2 separate regions of the Homo sapiens genome follow, and region 2 is linked to region 1. A link is a loop called in an ENCODE intact Hi-C map of the cell type or tissue named here. Cell type or tissue: mammary epithelial cell. All regions are shown on one strand. Each heading gives the region's core, and the rest is flanking DNA. Links, peaks and the distances in the headings are about the cores only. Region 1 overlaps DAB2 (DAB adaptor protein 2). Region 2 overlaps TTC33 (tetratricopeptide repeat domain 33).

Evidence for each region. Peaks named below come from ENCODE experiments on the same cell type or tissue, not always from the same donor. Only the 100,000 strongest peaks of a DNase experiment are listed, where the experiment ranks them.
Region 2: it touches region 1 in a loop (6-fold over the local background); 2 of 110 quality-filtered maps call a loop at or near these places.

What each region holds. Positions count from the first base shown.
Region 1 is chr5:39,396,196-39,404,534 of GRCh38, reverse strand. The region is part of intron 1 of DAB2 (DAB adaptor protein 2); the gene reads left to right. Among named protein-coding and RNA genes, the nearest start is that of DAB2, 25 kb to the left of the region's middle. In mammary epithelial cell, for the core only: no CTCF peak of the experiment used is centred there; a DNase peak (open chromatin) is centred at 4,834; H3K27ac peaks cover 1,721 bases.
Region 2 is chr5:40,741,418-40,749,756 of GRCh38, reverse strand. TTC33 (tetratricopeptide repeat domain 33) reads left to right here. Exons shown (of 5, transcript NM_012382.3): 2 at 2,738-2,959. The coding sequence starts at 2,739. It also overlaps a transcript of PTGER4 not described here. Among named protein-coding and RNA genes, the nearest start is that of TTC33, 10 kb to the left of the region's middle. In mammary epithelial cell, for the core only: no CTCF peak of the experiment used is centred there; no DNase peak of the experiment used is centred there.

The DNA.
Region 1 (8,339 bases), core at 175-8,174:
AGCTTCTTTGAAGTTTAAACTCTTCTAAACGTTCTTTATAGAGGGGACTGTTTCTTTCTTTTTTTTTTTTTTTTAGATAATAATACATGCATTTATTTTTTATTTATTTATTTTTTTAATTTTACTTTTTCTTTTTTTTTATTATACTTTAAGTTTTAGGGTACATGTGCACAATGTGCAGGTTAGTTACGTATGTATACATGTGCCATGTTGGTGTGCCGCACCCATCAACTCGTCATTTAACATTAGGTATATCTCCTAATGCTATCCCTCCCCCCTCCCCCCACCCCACAACAGACCCTGGTGTGTGATGTTCCCCTTCCTGTGTCCATGTGCTCTCATTGTTCAATTCGCACCTATGAGTGAGAACATTGACTCAGCAATCCCATTACTGGGTATATACCCAAAGGATTATAAATCATGCTGCTATAAAGACACATGCACACGTATGTTTATTGTGGCACTATTCACAATAGCAGAGACTTGGAACCAAGCCAAATGTCCAACAATGATAGACTGGATTAAGAAAATGTGGCACATACACCATGGAATACTATGCAGCCATAAAAAATGATGAGTTAATGTCCTTTGTACGGACATGGATGAAGCTAGCAACCATCATTCTCAGCAAACTATCGCAAGGAGAGGACTGTTTCTTATGCTCCAATAAGAGACATTCTTAATAACAAGTTATTAAAAAAAACAAAATGGGTAGAGGTGGGTACAAAATTAGGATGGGTTATAATGAGTCCAGAGTATTGAAAGTTGCCAATTCAAGAGCTTAGACTTCCTATCATGCTCAAAAAAAAAAAAAAAAATTCCAAAAAAACTAAAACTAAAAGGCCAAACACTGAATAGTAGAGAATGTACCGAAATAAATTTAAATGCTTTGATCTGCAAGTCTCAGACCTAGGCAAAGCAGCCAAATCAATATTAATGAGACAGTTTGACCAAGTAACTCCTGCTACCTAGGCAAAAAGGAATCTAGTGACAATGTATAATGAGACCATGTAAGATCCTTTTTCTATTTTGATTCAGAAAACATCTATAAAATACCATGTTCAAATTACCCTGCTAAGCTATCTTCTTGTTCTTTTGCTTGGTATATCTGCTAAATGGAAGGCATTCTTGGTTCAGTCCCCATGTAATGGGCTTTGTACATCCTGTTTTTAAAAAATGGTTTTTAAAAACAAACACAGGTAATCTCTAGGAATAAGGCATTACAGTCTCATGCTAGATCTTTCCTGGTGCCAGCTTTGTCCCCTCCAGCTATTTCACAATTAGACAAGTCAAACTCTCTTTCTTGCCCTCAGTTTTCTAATCATTATAATAAAATGATGTGGCCAAATTATTCTCTATTTTTCTTCCAGCTCAAGTCTAACCCACTTGGTATTTCTTTAAGCAGATAAAGCGTTGTTAAAGTAAACCATCGCACCTCACATAGGTCAGTATATTGAAATGATTTAGGAATCTTTAAAATATATTGATACCTGGGTCTCTATGCCCAGAGACTGTGATCTAATTTATCTGGGAATGCCATGAATATCAATGTTTTAAGAATTCCACAGTAAAATTTTCCCAGATGATGTGAAGCAGAGCTTCTAAACTGTCCGTGATAATGACGTAGGCATGAATTTTAACTCAGGATTCATTGGAACAGGCATCTCTGGGTAACTTAGAGTAGATTTTGTTCCCAGAGTCTGTTTCTATCAGAACCCAACTTTTGTAGGCTCAGAAGGCAGAGCTGAGCAGGAGGTGGCTCTTACACTGGCAAACCATCTCACTTTTCCACCTGGGCTTTACTAGTTAAAATACTAGGCTGGGTGCAGTGGGTCAAGCCTGTAATTACAACATTTTGAGAGGCCAAGGCAGATGGATCACCTGAGGTCAGGAGTTCAAGATCAGCCTGGACAACATGGTGAAACCCTGTCTCTACTAAAAATACAAAAAATTGGCCAGGTGTGGTGGCTGATGCCTGTAATCTCAGCTGTTTGGGAGGGTGAGGCAGGAGAATCACTTGAACCCAGGAGGTGGAGGTTTTAGTGAGCTGAGATTGCACCACTGCACTCCAGCCTGGGCAACAAGAGCAAAACTCTGTCTCAGAATAAATAAATAAATAAAGTATTACACCATTCCACCTTTCCACTTATTAGTCATTTGAGCATAGGTTCTTACTGTTCTAAAAGTGTTTAAACACTTACTGTGGAAATGCAATGTTGGAAAGAGCACAAGACTACACAACACATAGCTTCTGTGACCTAGCTTTGGTTTAATAGTAGCTACTGATATGGTTTGGCTTTGTCTCCACCCAAATCTTATCTTGAACTGTGGCTCCCATAATTCCCATGTATTGTGGGAGGGACCTGGTGGGAGGTAATTGAATCATGGGGGCAGTTTCCCCCATACTGTTCTCTTGGTAGTGAATAAGTCTCATGAGGTCTGATGGTTTTAAAAGGGGTTTCCCTTTTCGATTGGCTGTCTTTCTTGTCTGCCACCATGTAAGACGTGCCTTTCACCTTCCACCACGATTGTGAGGCCTCCCCAGCTACGTGGAACTGTGAGTCCGTTAAACCTCTTTTTCTTTATAAATTACCGAGTCTCAAAAATACAAAAAATTAGCCAGGCATGATGGCAGGCGCCTGTAGTCCCAGCTACTTGGGAGGCTGAGGCAGGGGAATGGCGTGAACCCGGCAGGCGGAGCTTGCAGTGAGCCGAGATCGCACCACTGCACTCCAGCCTGGGCGACAGAGCAAGACTCCGTCTCAAAAATAAATAAATAAATAAATAAATAAATAAATAAATAACCCAGTCTCAGGTATGTCTTTAACAGCAGTGTGAGAACAGACTAATACAGCTACCATTTGTTAAGCACTTTCTAAGCCAGGTGCAGCTGTCGCTATGTAAGTTCTTACTGATTTTTTTTCTAATAGCTCAGCAAACTATATTCTCATTTTACCAATGAAGAAATGAACATTAGATAAATTGTCTCAAGCCACAGAGCCAGGAAATGATGAATCCTGGGTGGGTGGGACTCACAAGCCTGAGCTATTAGCTGCTATGCTATCCCACCTCTACCCAAAGTTAACTGTTTGATAGAATCTTAACTCTGGTCTGACTTGGTTCCAAAAACAGGGAAAGCATCTTGGTTCAAGATTTACTAAGTCCTCTAAGTCCTGCCATATCATTTTCAAAGATTAAAGGCAATGATACCTCCTCGCTGTAAATGCATAACTTGTGGATAGCTCATTGACTCGGGCTTGTTTTGTTAGTGAGGCCCCTACAGTAGTGTCAGCATTTACAAGAAAATCTTCTAAGGACTCCTTTTCAGTATGCATTAGCATAGTCTCATTCCTCAGTGAAACAGGCTGTAAAAATCTTACTGTCTGCTCAGTTTGGTCTTTGCAGAGCAGAAGAGCCTTCCTAAAAGCATAAGAATCCAAAAAAGCAGTTAAAGGAAGGATTTGCATAAAGTATCAGAAACAGTCTAACTTTGCTACAGCATCGCTGGTAATGACCCCTATTCTTAAAGAGCTACTTTGAAGATAGCAGTGAAGGCTGTTTGCTGCCCTCTTGGACCCCGAGGTCTGTCTTAGAGGTTAATATTTCACATGTTGTCCTAATTCCGCACTTTAGCTGAGGCAGGCAGAAAGTTCAAAGAAACAAGGAAGCACATTCTCTGTCCAGTACAAAGTACTGGACATTCTAAACAAATATGTTTATGTTGCTTTCTTCTTGAGTCTCCTTAATTCCTTTCCCTGTGTCTATTATATGTGGCTTCTTGCTAAAAATTAATGGTGTGTTAATGTCAGTGGGATGATGACTTTTTGAAAGTAGCTTATAAAATCCAGGTTAAAATCAGTGGGATTCAAGAAAAGACAAGAGAGACAGTATATATAAGAGAAGAGAAAACACAGACTATGCTCACTTTGAGCCCAATGGCTTATGGCGGATTGATTTTCTGTTGCTGTGTCCATTTCATTATTCATAAAATAGAGACACATTCAGCCGGATGCGGTGGCTCACACCTATAATCCCAGCACTCTGGGAGGCCGAGGCAGGACCTGAGGGAGGTCAGGAGCTCGAGACCAGCCTGGCCAACATGGTGAAACCCTGTCTCTACTAAAAATACAAAAACTTAGCCAGGCATGGTGGTGGGTGGCTGTAATCCCAGCTACTCGGGAGGCTGAGGAAGGAGAATGGCTTGAACCTGGGAGGCAGAGGTTGCAGTAAGCCGAGATTGCGCCACTGCACTCCAGCCTGGGCAACAAGAGTGAAACTCTATCTCAAGAAAAAAAAAAAAAGAGAGACACATTCTGTTTCATAGGCCTTTCGGAATAAGTGTTCTTAGTGGTTGGTATACTAGGTGTTTGTCCCATTCCCCTTAATGTTAAAAATAAATTCCCTACCATCTGTTGAATGGGGCTACCACTAAGTCCTTAACTCAAGTTATTCCTTTTACCAGCATTTTGAGACTGGCAAAGCACTTTTCCTGCCTGCTCTGTATAATTAGGGTAAGAAGGTAGGCTTGGGAGTCACAGGGGAGGATGGTTGACACTTGTATTATGATATTGCTTCAAAACCTTGGAATCATTAAGTAGTACCATTGCTGATGCCAACACATTCCTACTGGTAGAAAGGATAAGGATATATAAGAAGTGCCAACCAACTTTACCCCTATAAAGCCTAGACTAATCATTGTCCACCATGCTGGCAATTGAAGGATTCAAAACACTAGACATTTTATATGAATCACTAAGGACTAAGCAACAGCTGATTTTTATTATTGCAAAGCCCATAGTCATTCTAAGATGACTCATGCAGTCTTCCAGAATAAATTTCTCAGAGCCTTCTCAGAAACCAGGAGAGATGTTGCAAGCTCCAGAATCTCTTGCAGTCATCTGATGCTAGTCCCACAGAAGGGGGAAGTCTCTGCATTCTTTCAGGGAGATTTGCATTAAGTCCAAAATCCAAGTTAGAGATCTTCACTTAAATGGAAGCTAATTTTATTCATATAGCAGAGTTTCCTTTACAGCTTTCTGTTCTATCTGAGGCCTTAAAAAGGAGTCAGGACTATAAGATAACTTTAGATCTTCCTTTGTTTTTACATGTGTCATCTTACTTCTCTTTTCAATCTTCTAATGAAGGAAACAGCCAGTCCCTGAGAACCAGGATAACAAACTAGCTATTTTTAGATGGGGAACTGTGCTTGTGAGCCTTTTTATATGTTTTTGAGCTTTCATTTGTAATCCTTGCCTTGTGATAACACCCCTTGGGTGTATTTCCTGACTAATTTTGCACTTTTTGAACTGAAGGGACCTGAGACTACACCCAACGAGTGAGAAAATTGTATACTTCCTCCTTGTGCTGCACTCACTTGCTTCCCTTTGTAAGAAATTTTTACCATCCTAGAGCTTTCAAACAGACCCCATTGCTTAACATAAGCTAGACACTTTCTTCAACAGAGCCCCAGTTTGGAAAGGTAATCAAAGGAATTAACTAGGGGACTTTTGGTCCTCAGATCCCTTTTCTAGGCCCAATCCCTTTTTTAAATTCAACTCATTAAAAACCCTGCTAAAAGTTTTATGGATGCAAGTGACAATATTCAAATGCATTACATTTGAATATTGACTATTAAGTTTAAACCAATTATTCTCTACAGATGGATCTAAGTCTGTAAGTGAGCTGCCTTCTACCCACTGCATGTTAAATGATAACTTGCCTATTTGACAAGTCTATGATGGGGACGTGCTCTTTAAACCTTGGGAGAAATGTGAATTATCACTCTGGTGTATGCATAACTGGATGTACACTTTTGTTAAAATCTTGCAATAAGTCTTGAACATTTTTTTTGTAAAGGGGTTTGTAGTCTTGGGGCCTGTAAGCAGAGTCTACCTTCTGATCATTTCAGGAAGTAGAGATAGATATATTTTCAATTGTATGGCCTACAATGGAGACTTACCCTTGGCTATTGCAACTCAACATACACATCCATTTTCTTCAGGGAATTTATATTACAGAAACTTTTCCTCCTTATTTTTTTCTTCCTTGTCCCTTGGAATTGCTCATACCCAAATGGCGAAAGGATATAGTCAAAGGAAATCAATTACCTTTAAAGCAATTCCAATGCTATGAAAAGCTGTATTTAAATATCTGAACAGAGAAATTTTTGCTATAAAAACTTACAGCAAGGTAATGCCACTCACCTTAGAATCCTTCCATTTGGCCCAGTCTGCCAACGCTAGATTCGATACCTGGTCTTCAGCTACGTCTTGTGTTACTTTTATGACTAAACCCAGATGCCACCGTTCCCTCCCCCAAAACCCCTCAAAGTGCTTTGTGGCACTTCTCAAATTCTTTTAAAATAGTCTCATGTAAGAATACAAATTGCCAAATTTAATGAGCTAAGTCTTTTCATGTCAGAAATAATACCTTGCAGTGAAGTATGATATCCGGCTTCAAAGATGGGCAACAGACTCTTAAGCCCAGGTCACTTTTTCAGCCAGTGATTCTAACCCAGTTCTGGGCCATCTTGCTGCTGCTATCAACACATGCATTGATGAACTCAACATAATACTGACCTAAGCAAGACAGATCTGAAGGTATAGTCACACACACTTCAATTGCCTCCCATGAAGAAAATAGAATGTATTCTGTTTTGGAATATATTGTTGCAGTTCTTGTTCTGGGCCTAGAAAGTTAAAAGTAGATATCGAAGTATATAAATATAGCCTTGAAAGCCAAAATAATATGGTTTTTAAAAGCATATAAGGATTAATATTCAAGTGAAACACTTGAATCTGCCACATTTAGGGTACCCTTAAAGAATAGTTTTTTGATCTGGAAAATCAAAACAGATTAGCCTTACCATTGTGTCAGTTGGAGTTCAGTCCACACCAGTTATTTTAAAAGATTTTAATGTTAAGCATTAATTCCCACTCGAATACTAACCAGGCCTGACCCTGCTTAGCTTCCAAAATCAGGCTTGTTCATGGTTGTATGGCCGCAGATATTAAGTGTTAACTAGGTATAAGTTGTTAGCTAGAAAACTGAGAGAGTAAGAAGAGAAGATCAAGTCATCACTGGGTAAGTAAACTACAGAAAGCAGCTACCACCTCTAGGGCTGAGGGGACAAAGTTAAGACATTGGAACCATCAAAGTTTATAAAGCTTGCAGGAGGGGGTCTCATGGTGCTGATACTGAGGCCTCTGAGAAGGGAGTACTGCTTAGCTAGTACTGGAGTCCCTGTGCTCTGAGGGCCTGGGACCTGTTGGCCTGGAGAGAGTATGCCAGAGGGCTGATGCTGATGTCTCCAGGACAGGCATGATGAGACTAGTTCTGCAAGTGTTAAAACTGGATTCAGGGGCTGTTTTAGGAAGAAACTCTTGCTGCTGGAGTGAAGAAGTTCTACTAGAGTCACACTCCCAGGAGTCTCAAGTCATAAGGAAGTCCATGTGGAGCAAGCAGACATGTCCGAGTCCCTTCACCAGCTTGGCAGTTTCCCTCCAGCGCACCTTACTGGCAGAGCCAACATGCAGCCAGCAGGCAAAGCAGGAATGTTTGCACAGTCTAGCTCTGGCTTCACTAACCGGAGATAGAGGTGGTTCTGAAGCTGAGACAACTTAAATGGCACAGATCACCCCTCCAGCTACTCAGCATCCACATACACCCTTCCACACCTTTCAACTTTTCCTCTGACAGCCACACAAGTGTTTCCATCTAAAAAGGTGCAACTGTCTTTCATTCAGAGAAAGATGTTCTCACCCTCTCCCCAAACTGGGAAGCTGCAAAGACCCCATAGGCATCACATTCATTTCTGGAAAACGGTTACTGTCTTTGGGCTACATTAACCACCCCTAGACTTCAGTTGCAGTCCCATCTGAATAATTCACTGCCTAAAGACAAAATTGTACATTTAACTTCAAAAATACTTGCATTAAAAGAGAAGATAGAGAGATAAGAAAATAGGTAATACATACCAGTGTATACACATAACAAGCAAGGAAGAAAATACGCATAGCTACAACTGCCCTCATTACCATCTGCATGAATGCCATCTATATCCCAGACATTGAGAAATGAGTCTCCTACATTCAAGGAGATTATAGTCCAGTGTGTGGGCAGACAAGCAAATAGACTTGTGTGTAAACCATGCAATGGACATGTGTATTTCAAGAGGACTACGTGAAGCTGTGCTGGAATACAGCTTCTCAGCTGAGATTTGTCACTGCAGTGTTGAGGAACTCTGGTTTGGGGCCAGACAGTCTGGGTTACAAACCTGGTTCTACCACTTAGCAGGTATGTCGTTTTAAATATCTTTGCCTTCACTTTGGGAGGCTGAG
Region 2 (8,339 bases), core at 25-8,024, 1.3 Mb before region 1:
GTATAGTGTAAACATAACTTTTATATGCATAGGGAGACCAAAGCATTTGTGTGACCCACTTTTTAGTATTATTCACTTTATTGCAGTGGTCTGGAACTGACCGTGCAACAACTCTGAGATAGGCCTGTACTTATACATCACTTCAGCCATGTGCATCAGTAATGAAGACCTTGAAACCTGCTCGAACTTATGCAGTATTTCATTTCTCTCCCTCCCATACTCCCACAGTGCCCATTCTTTGGTAGTTTCATAAAGCCCTCTGATTCGTTGCTTTTCTTTTCTTTATGTTTTTTGGTTCATTGCTTTTTTTCTCTGTTTCTCTAGTTGATCATTTGATCAAAATCTCCTTGTGGTTATAGACTCCTTTAAGAATGGAATGAAAGCTTAAACACTATTCTCCAAAATGTACACAGATATAAAGAATTTTGTACAATTTATATACAGTTCCCAGTGTTTCTTAGTATCTTGAAGACCATCTATACAACTAGTAAATTTTTGGATCCCTCAGTTAATCTCTTCTCTAAATAAATATTTGTTGAATTATTTCAGGATTTCTGTTAACTTTGTTTTATCATTTATCCTCTCTTTATTTCTTACATTTGTATATCATTGCAGATTTACTGAAAAGTTCAGCATTTGTTATTTATTTATTTTTTGAGATGGAGTTTTGCTCTGTTGCCCAGGCTCACTGCAACCTCCGCCTCCCGGGTTCAAGCAATTCTCTTGCCTCAGTCTCCTGAGTAGCTGGGATTACAGGCATGTACCACCACGCCTGGCTAATTTTTGTATTTTTAGTAGAGATGGGGTTTGGCCAGGCTGGTCTTAAACTCCTGACCTCAAATGATCCACTGGCCTTGGCCTCCCAAAGTGCTAGGATTACAGACGTGAGCCACCGTGCCCGGCCAGCATCTGTTATTTTAAAATTTACCCAATAATTTTGTGAGTTAAGTCGTTTACCAAGTTTGAATCTTTTAAAACCTTTTTATTATGGAAAATTTTAACACATATGAAAGGAAAAAGTACAATGAACACTATGTACTCATCATTCAACTTCATTAGTTATCAATTAAAAGCAATCTAATTTCATGTATATTTTCTCTTGCATTGCACTCCCAACCTCCACTGATTGCTTTAAAACAATTCCTAGATGTCTTATAATTTTATATGAAATATTTCAGTTTATATTTCTAAAACCTAGGGGTTCCTTTTGTAAGCATAATTACAATACCATTATCACACCAAAGAAAAAATAGCCATAATTTGCCAGGTGCGGTGGCTCACGCCTGTAATCCCAGCAATTTGGGAGGGTGAGGTGGGTGGATCACCTGAGGTCAGGAGTTCAAGACCACCCTCACCAACATAGTGAAACTCCATCTCTACTAAAAATATAAAATTAGAAGGGCATTGTGACGCATGCCTGTAATCCCAGCTGCTCGGGAGGCTGAGGCAGGAGAATTGTTTGAACCTGGGAGGCAGAGGTTGCAATGAGCCGAGGTCGTGCCATTGCACTCCAGCTGGGGAAACGAGCAAAACTCCATCTCAAAAAAACAAAACAAAACAGTGATTTCTTAATATCATCAAATATCAAATCGGTGTTCCCATTCCTCCTATTTCATAAATGTTTCCTTCTGGCTGGGTGCAATGGCTCACGCCTGTTATCTCAGAACTTTGGGAGGCCGAGGTGGGCGGATCTCCTAAGGTCAGGAGTTTGAGACCAGCCTGGCTAACATGGTGAAATCCCGTTTCTACTAAAAATACAAAAAATTACCCAGGCGTGGTGGTGCCTGCCTATAATCCCAGCTACTCGGGAGGCTGAGGCAGGAGAATTGCTTGAACCTGGGAGGCAGAGGTTGCAGTGATCCGAGATCGGGCCGTTGCACTACAGCTTGGGCAACAAGAGCAAAACTTTGTCTCAGAAAAAAAAAAGTTTTCTTCTCATTGGCTTTTTTGAATCAGGAGTGAAACAAGATCCACATGTTATGTTGGTTAGTATGTCTCTTAAGTCTCTCTTAATTTAGGGGTTACCTTGTTCTTTCTCTTCTTTCTTTCCTGGCAGTTTATTTCTTGAAGAAACCAGCTTTATTTTCCTTTAGTTTCTGTTTTTTGCTATCTGCATCTCTGATGTGTTATTGAGCATGCTTCACTTTATCCTGTATTTCTTATAGGTAGAGGCCTGATCTGACTCAGGGTTAATTTTTGTAGGAGTACTTACTTCATGAGTGACATGCTACTTCCATCAGGAGGTGTGTGATGTCCAGTTGTCTTTCTTAGTGATGTTAGTGGCCATTGATGATTATTGCCTACAGCCACTAATTAGGGTTGAAAAATGGTGATAGTCTAATCCTGTTATTTCCTCTTTACCTATGGGTTGGAATACTTCCATAAAAGACCAAGTTTTGGGCCGGGCGTGGTGGCTCATGCTTGTAATCCCAGCACTTTGGGAGACCGAGATGGGCAGATCACCTGAGGTCGGGAGTTTGAGACCAGCCTGACCAACATGGAGAAACCCCGTCTCTAGTAAAAATACAAAAATTAGCCGGTGTGGGTGGTGCATGAGTGTAATCCCAGCTATTCGGGAGGCTGAGGCAGGAGAATCACTTAACCCGGGAGGCGGAGGTTACGGTGAGCCGAGGTCGTGCCATCGTACTCCAGCCTGGGCAACGAGAGTGAGACTCCATCTCAAAAAAAAAAAAAGATCAAGTTAGAATTTTAAAGCTGTTTCTTTGTAATTTTCCAGAATGGCTTCCTTTGGGTGGAAGAGGAAAATTGGTGAGAAGGTCTCAAAGGTCACTTCCCAGCAGTTTGAAGCTGAAGCTGCTGATGAGAAGGATGTAGTTGACAACGATGAAGGGAACTGGCTTCATGCCATTAAACGTAGGAAAGAAATTCTTCTTGAAGGCTGTGCTGAGAAAAGTAAACAGCTGAAGGATGAAGGAGCCAGTTTGGCTGAAAATAAAAGGTATGTATTTAAAGTTTTTTTTTTATGGAGAAGAGCTTACATTTTCTAGCTCACTGTCCGTAATGGGATGAAGAGTTATGAATTTGATAAATTCATGTTTAAAAATCTATTCTAGGTGCTAAATTAATCAAAGAAATAAGGTGTTTCAAAGTCACCTGAAAAATGAAAGTTTGTAAAATAGTTTTCAGGATGCAATGAAAGTTTGTAAAATAGTTTTCAGGATGCTAATTATGTCCCTGCTTTGCCATCATTTTTGTTGTGCCTAAAGAAGAGTAAATGCTAAGTAAAATGTAATTCAAGTGATTGGTCAGTAAAAGGTGGTCTTATCACTGGAAACTTTCTGCTTATAACATTATGTATCAGGTAAATTAGGCATTTCCTGAATAGCTTTGAGGGCACATACATAAAAAAAAATAGGTATTTAGTTATTCTTTGCCATTTACTTCTTATATACTTAAGTAAATATGACTTGCTGTACAGGAAGTTGATAATAGCTTCATTTATTTTTAGCCCTTCTTTAGCTAAGTTGTTCCTATATGCACCCATTTCTTTTTTCTTTTTTCCTTTCCTCTTTTTCTTACTTTTTTATTCCTTTTCTCCTTTTTCTGCTTAGATTTTTAAGAAGGACCAAAAATCATTTTTCATTAGTCAGTGGGGAAAAGACAAATTTTTTAGTAGATTCTGTTGAGAAAACTGGATTACTACCTAGAGGAAAATAAAACTGTGTCTGTATCTAATACCATGCACAAAGATGGACCCTGGAGGGATTAAAAATTTGTGAAAGGTAAAACTATGCAATTAATAGAAGAAAATATAGAATGGTATCTCTAATCTATGGTGGAAAAGGCCTTTTTTATTTTGAAAAAATTTCAAATCTGTATTAAAGAATAGTACAACTGGCTGGGTGCAGTGGCTTATACTAGTAATCCCAGCACTTTGGGAGGCCAAGGTGGGAGGATCGCTTGAGCCCAGGAGTTCGAGGATGCGGTGAGCTATGATCTTGCCACTGCCCTCCACCCTGGGCTACAGAGTGAGACCCTGTCAAATAAATAAACAAATAAATAAATCGTATATCTAGTATGATTCCAGTTCCAGTTTTAAAAAATTCTGGCTGTGTGTGGTGGCTTGTGTCTGTAATTTCTGTGCTTTGAGAGGCCGAGGCAGGAAGATTGCTTGAGCCCAGTGGTTGAGGCTACGATGAGGTGTGACTCTGCTATTGGGTTCCAGCTTGGGTGACAGAGTGAGACGCTGTCTCCAAAACAAAACAAAAGAATAGGACAATCTCGTATTTCCTCTATCTAGACTCAACAATTCTTAATATTTGCTTTATCCCTGTCTTTCTACACATGCATACACATACACACACACAGGCATACATAATTGCATATTTACAGGGTGTTTTTGCTGATCTATTTGAAAGTAAGTTTCAGACATTATGACACCTACTCCTAATTCCTCATGTTTTTTCTAAGAATAAGGATATTATCTTACCTAACATATCTTTTATCAAACCTACAAAAATTAACAATTTTATATCTAATATTAGTTCATGTTTAGGTTTTGCCTGTTTTCCCCCAAATGTCTTTTACAGTACATGTTTTTAAAACCAGGATCTAAGGAGTTCACAGATTATATTTGGTTATTATGTCTCTTTAGTGTCTTTTGGCATCCTTGGGTTTTCTACTTTTATCCCCCATGACACTGACTATTGGAAGAGTCCAGACCAATTTTCTATTTGATTGCTTCCTTGTGTGTATCATTTAATTTGTTCCTCTATCTCATGTGTTTCTTGTAAACTGAAAGTTAGGTGTAGAGATTGAGTCTAAATATTTTTGGCAAGTATATGTCGTAGGTAACATTTGTGCTTTATACTGCATCATATTGGGAGATAAATAATATTATATTGCCATCTCTGTTAGTGCAGCCATTAGAAAGACATTGTGCCTATGTCTGTCTCTTTGCTGTGTTTGGTATCTGTTGAGAGCCATATTTTTATAAAAATCTTAAAGCATTGTCCTCTGTGAAGAAAATATATTAGAAAAATTACACTTGACAGTATAAGAATTGTTGATTTGAATAAATACATGATTTTTAGAAGACATATGTATGACCAGCAGGAATAGTAGCCTAATAGGCCTTTGTTTGGGACAGAATACACTTCAGATCATCCAGAAATCTAAAATCAGGCCTGTGTGCCTTTGACTGGTATCTTCCATGTGGTGTTGAAGAGTTTGAGAATTTAAAAGAAAATGAATTAATACTAAGCAAGACACACTTTTTTCTTTGTTCCTTAAAAAAAAAAAAAAAAAACTGGTAAGAGTGGTGATAAGATTTCTTGTTAATAATTTTTGTAAACATGAATCAAAGTTGAGGAACCAATATATTAGCTTTTAGGTCTGTTTTTATTTTTGATTCTGGTGTAATCTTTTATTATAACTTAATATAAAACAAAATGTGCTTAAGCTATGAAATACTAGCATCTCAAATTGGGAATAAAGGGTGGAAAATAAATAGCAATCAAGATCAATTAACTTAACTAGCTAATGTTAGGTTGTGAATTCTCATTTGTGGTATTTTAGGCATAAAGATTTTTATCTCACAGAACTCTGTAAGATTGACTAGTCTGTCTTAGAAGAAAACCAAATGTAAATTCTCCTCATTTATGAATACTTTGAGTACATCCATAAAACATCTTTAGGAACTCCTGTAAATGCCTGTTAAAAGTTCATTAACTTTTAACCACACTAATGTGTGGAAGGAAAAGCTGTTCTGTTATTGCCATCGGATTCCCTCTGAATTTCCTGTGACAGAGAAGAGATATCAGCATTGTAGACAAACACAATAACTCTTGTTTTCTGCCTGTATGTCGAAACATTGAGTCATTTCACTAAAACCAGTGGGATTGGATGCTTTATTTTGGATGGAGAACACTATAACATGATTACATTTTTTGCTCTTTAGCATTTATTTTTGAGTAATGTATATACTGCTTTAGAAAATAACTACAAAGATATATATTTTTTTGAGGTGGAGTCTTGCACTGTTGCCCAGGCTGGAGTGCAGTGGCGCGATCTTGGCTCACTGCAACCTCCTTCTCCTAGGTTTAAGCAATCCTCCCTGCCTCAGCCTCCCAGGTAGCTGGGATTACAAGTGTGTGCCACCATGCCCAGCTAATTTTTGTATTCTTAGTAGAGATGGGATTTCGCCATGTTGGCCAGGCTGGTCTTGAACCCCTGACCTCAAGTGATCTGCCTGCCTCAGCCTCCCAAAGTGCTGAGATTGCAGGTGTGAGCCACCATGCCCAGCAAAAAAATATTTAAGAGGCTACTAAACTTGATTGAAAGTAATATAAGGAAGAATAATTAAATTAGATTAAAAAAAATACTGAGTCCCTGCCTACCAAATCAACTTCATCTTAAACTGTGCTTATTTTCACTACATTTTAGCCAGATGGGCCTTCTTCATTTTTTTGAACATAGTTATTATACAACTTTGTGCTATGACTCTGTCTGAAAACCTTTTTTCTCTGGTTTTCTGCTGCCTGTCTTCCTGTCCTTTGGATTTCTGCTCATTTGTCATTTTCTCAGCAGTCTGCTCTCTGATTACCCAGTCTGAAGTAACATCCCTGTACTCACCCTTTTTCTATCACATCAGTGCATTTTGTTTTTGAGCATTTCTCCCTTTTTGAAGTTACTGTATACACTTATTTAGTGTGTTTAGAATATTTTGTTTATATGTTGTTTTTCTTTTGTAAGAATGTAAGCTCCAGGACAGTAAGGAATTTATCTAACTTGTATAGTGTCTTCAGCTCTTAGAATAATTTGTGGCACTTACTAGGCCCTCAGTAAATATTTATAAAGCTGTGATGTTTTTTGGCTGTATTATGGCTAAAAACGTTTTTATAAGCTAGCTACCATTTACTGCATGATATCTATAGAATATACGTTTAAAAACTCCAAATTAGAATATAGTATTCTGAGAATGTATTTTATTTCATACCCAAACCACAAAGGACCTTTGGGAATAAAATTTTCTCACCCTCCTCCCGAATGAAAATATGGCACTTGATAATAATTGCTCTATTCTGGGTCTTATTCTTTTTCTTCTTTTTTTAATCTCACAAGGATGGCAGGATTCTTTTTCTCATAACCCTTACTCTTCCCATTCCCCTGTTGTTTTGTGTACAGAAGGCTTTGTTTATGCAATAGGAAAATAACAACAGATTTTACAATACAGTGATTATGGTCTGGCATTAGTGCCAGATGGCTTTGTTTCTTATCCTAGTTCTGCTGTTGACCAGCTTTGCAATATTAGGCAAGTTATTCAGCTTCTCTGTGTTTAAGTTTCCTTTTCTGCAGAAAATATCTACCTCAATGCTGTTGTGATGGTGACATGAATTTACGTATGTAATGTACTTAATATATTGCCTGTCATGTAGTAAATACTCAATAAATATTAGTTATTATTATTATTACTATTATAGTAGTCCTAATTATTCTGTGTCCTTGATTGGCTATATATTTCTTCACTTGCAATTGCCTCATGGGGTTCTTATAAGGCTGAAATCCAATAACGGATACAAAAATACTTTAAAAAGTAGGCATGGATTTCTACTGACAGCCATGAGAGAGTTTCTAGAACTAGACCTGGATGGCCCCAAACAACTAGAAAATTGGACAAAAGATATAAAAAAAAAACTGTTTTCAACCATTGGACAGTAGTCAGCATAGGACTCTTATCTTTGAGAGAAGGGGCAAAAACAAGATGATCCCTATAAGCTTCCTTAATTTCTTTTTTTTCTTTTTTTTGAGACAGAGTCTCGCTCTGTTGGCCCAGGCTGGAGTGCATTGGCATGATCTCGGCTCACTGTAACCTCTGTCTCCCAGGCTCAAGCGGTTCTCCTGCCTCAGCCTCCTGAGTAGCTGGGATTACAGGTGTGTGCCACCACGCCTGGCTAATTTTTGTAATTTTAGTAGAGATGGGGTTTTACCATATTGGCCAGGCTGGTCTTGAACTCCTGACGTCAGGTAATCTGGCGTTCTTGGCCACCCAGAGTGCTGGAATTACAGGTGTGAGCTACCGTGCGTGGCTGAGCTCCCTTAATTTCTACCTGAAGGTAGTCTCCAGGGAATGGGCACACAGAAGAGGAAACCAGATAGACCACAGTGGTCTTGCTGCGTGAGGAGATGGAGATTGGACTTTGGAGAGGCTGACACAGCTAGAAGTTGCAGAGTAGAGTACCAGAGAAGAGGAAGCTACTCAGAGAAAAAGCTCCAGAAGTCTATGAGGTCCCTTTGAGTCTTTGTTGAACATTAGGCCATGCAACTATTGGGGAATTTCTGTAAATCCAGGGAAAATGACTGAGAAGTTGTAAGCTGAA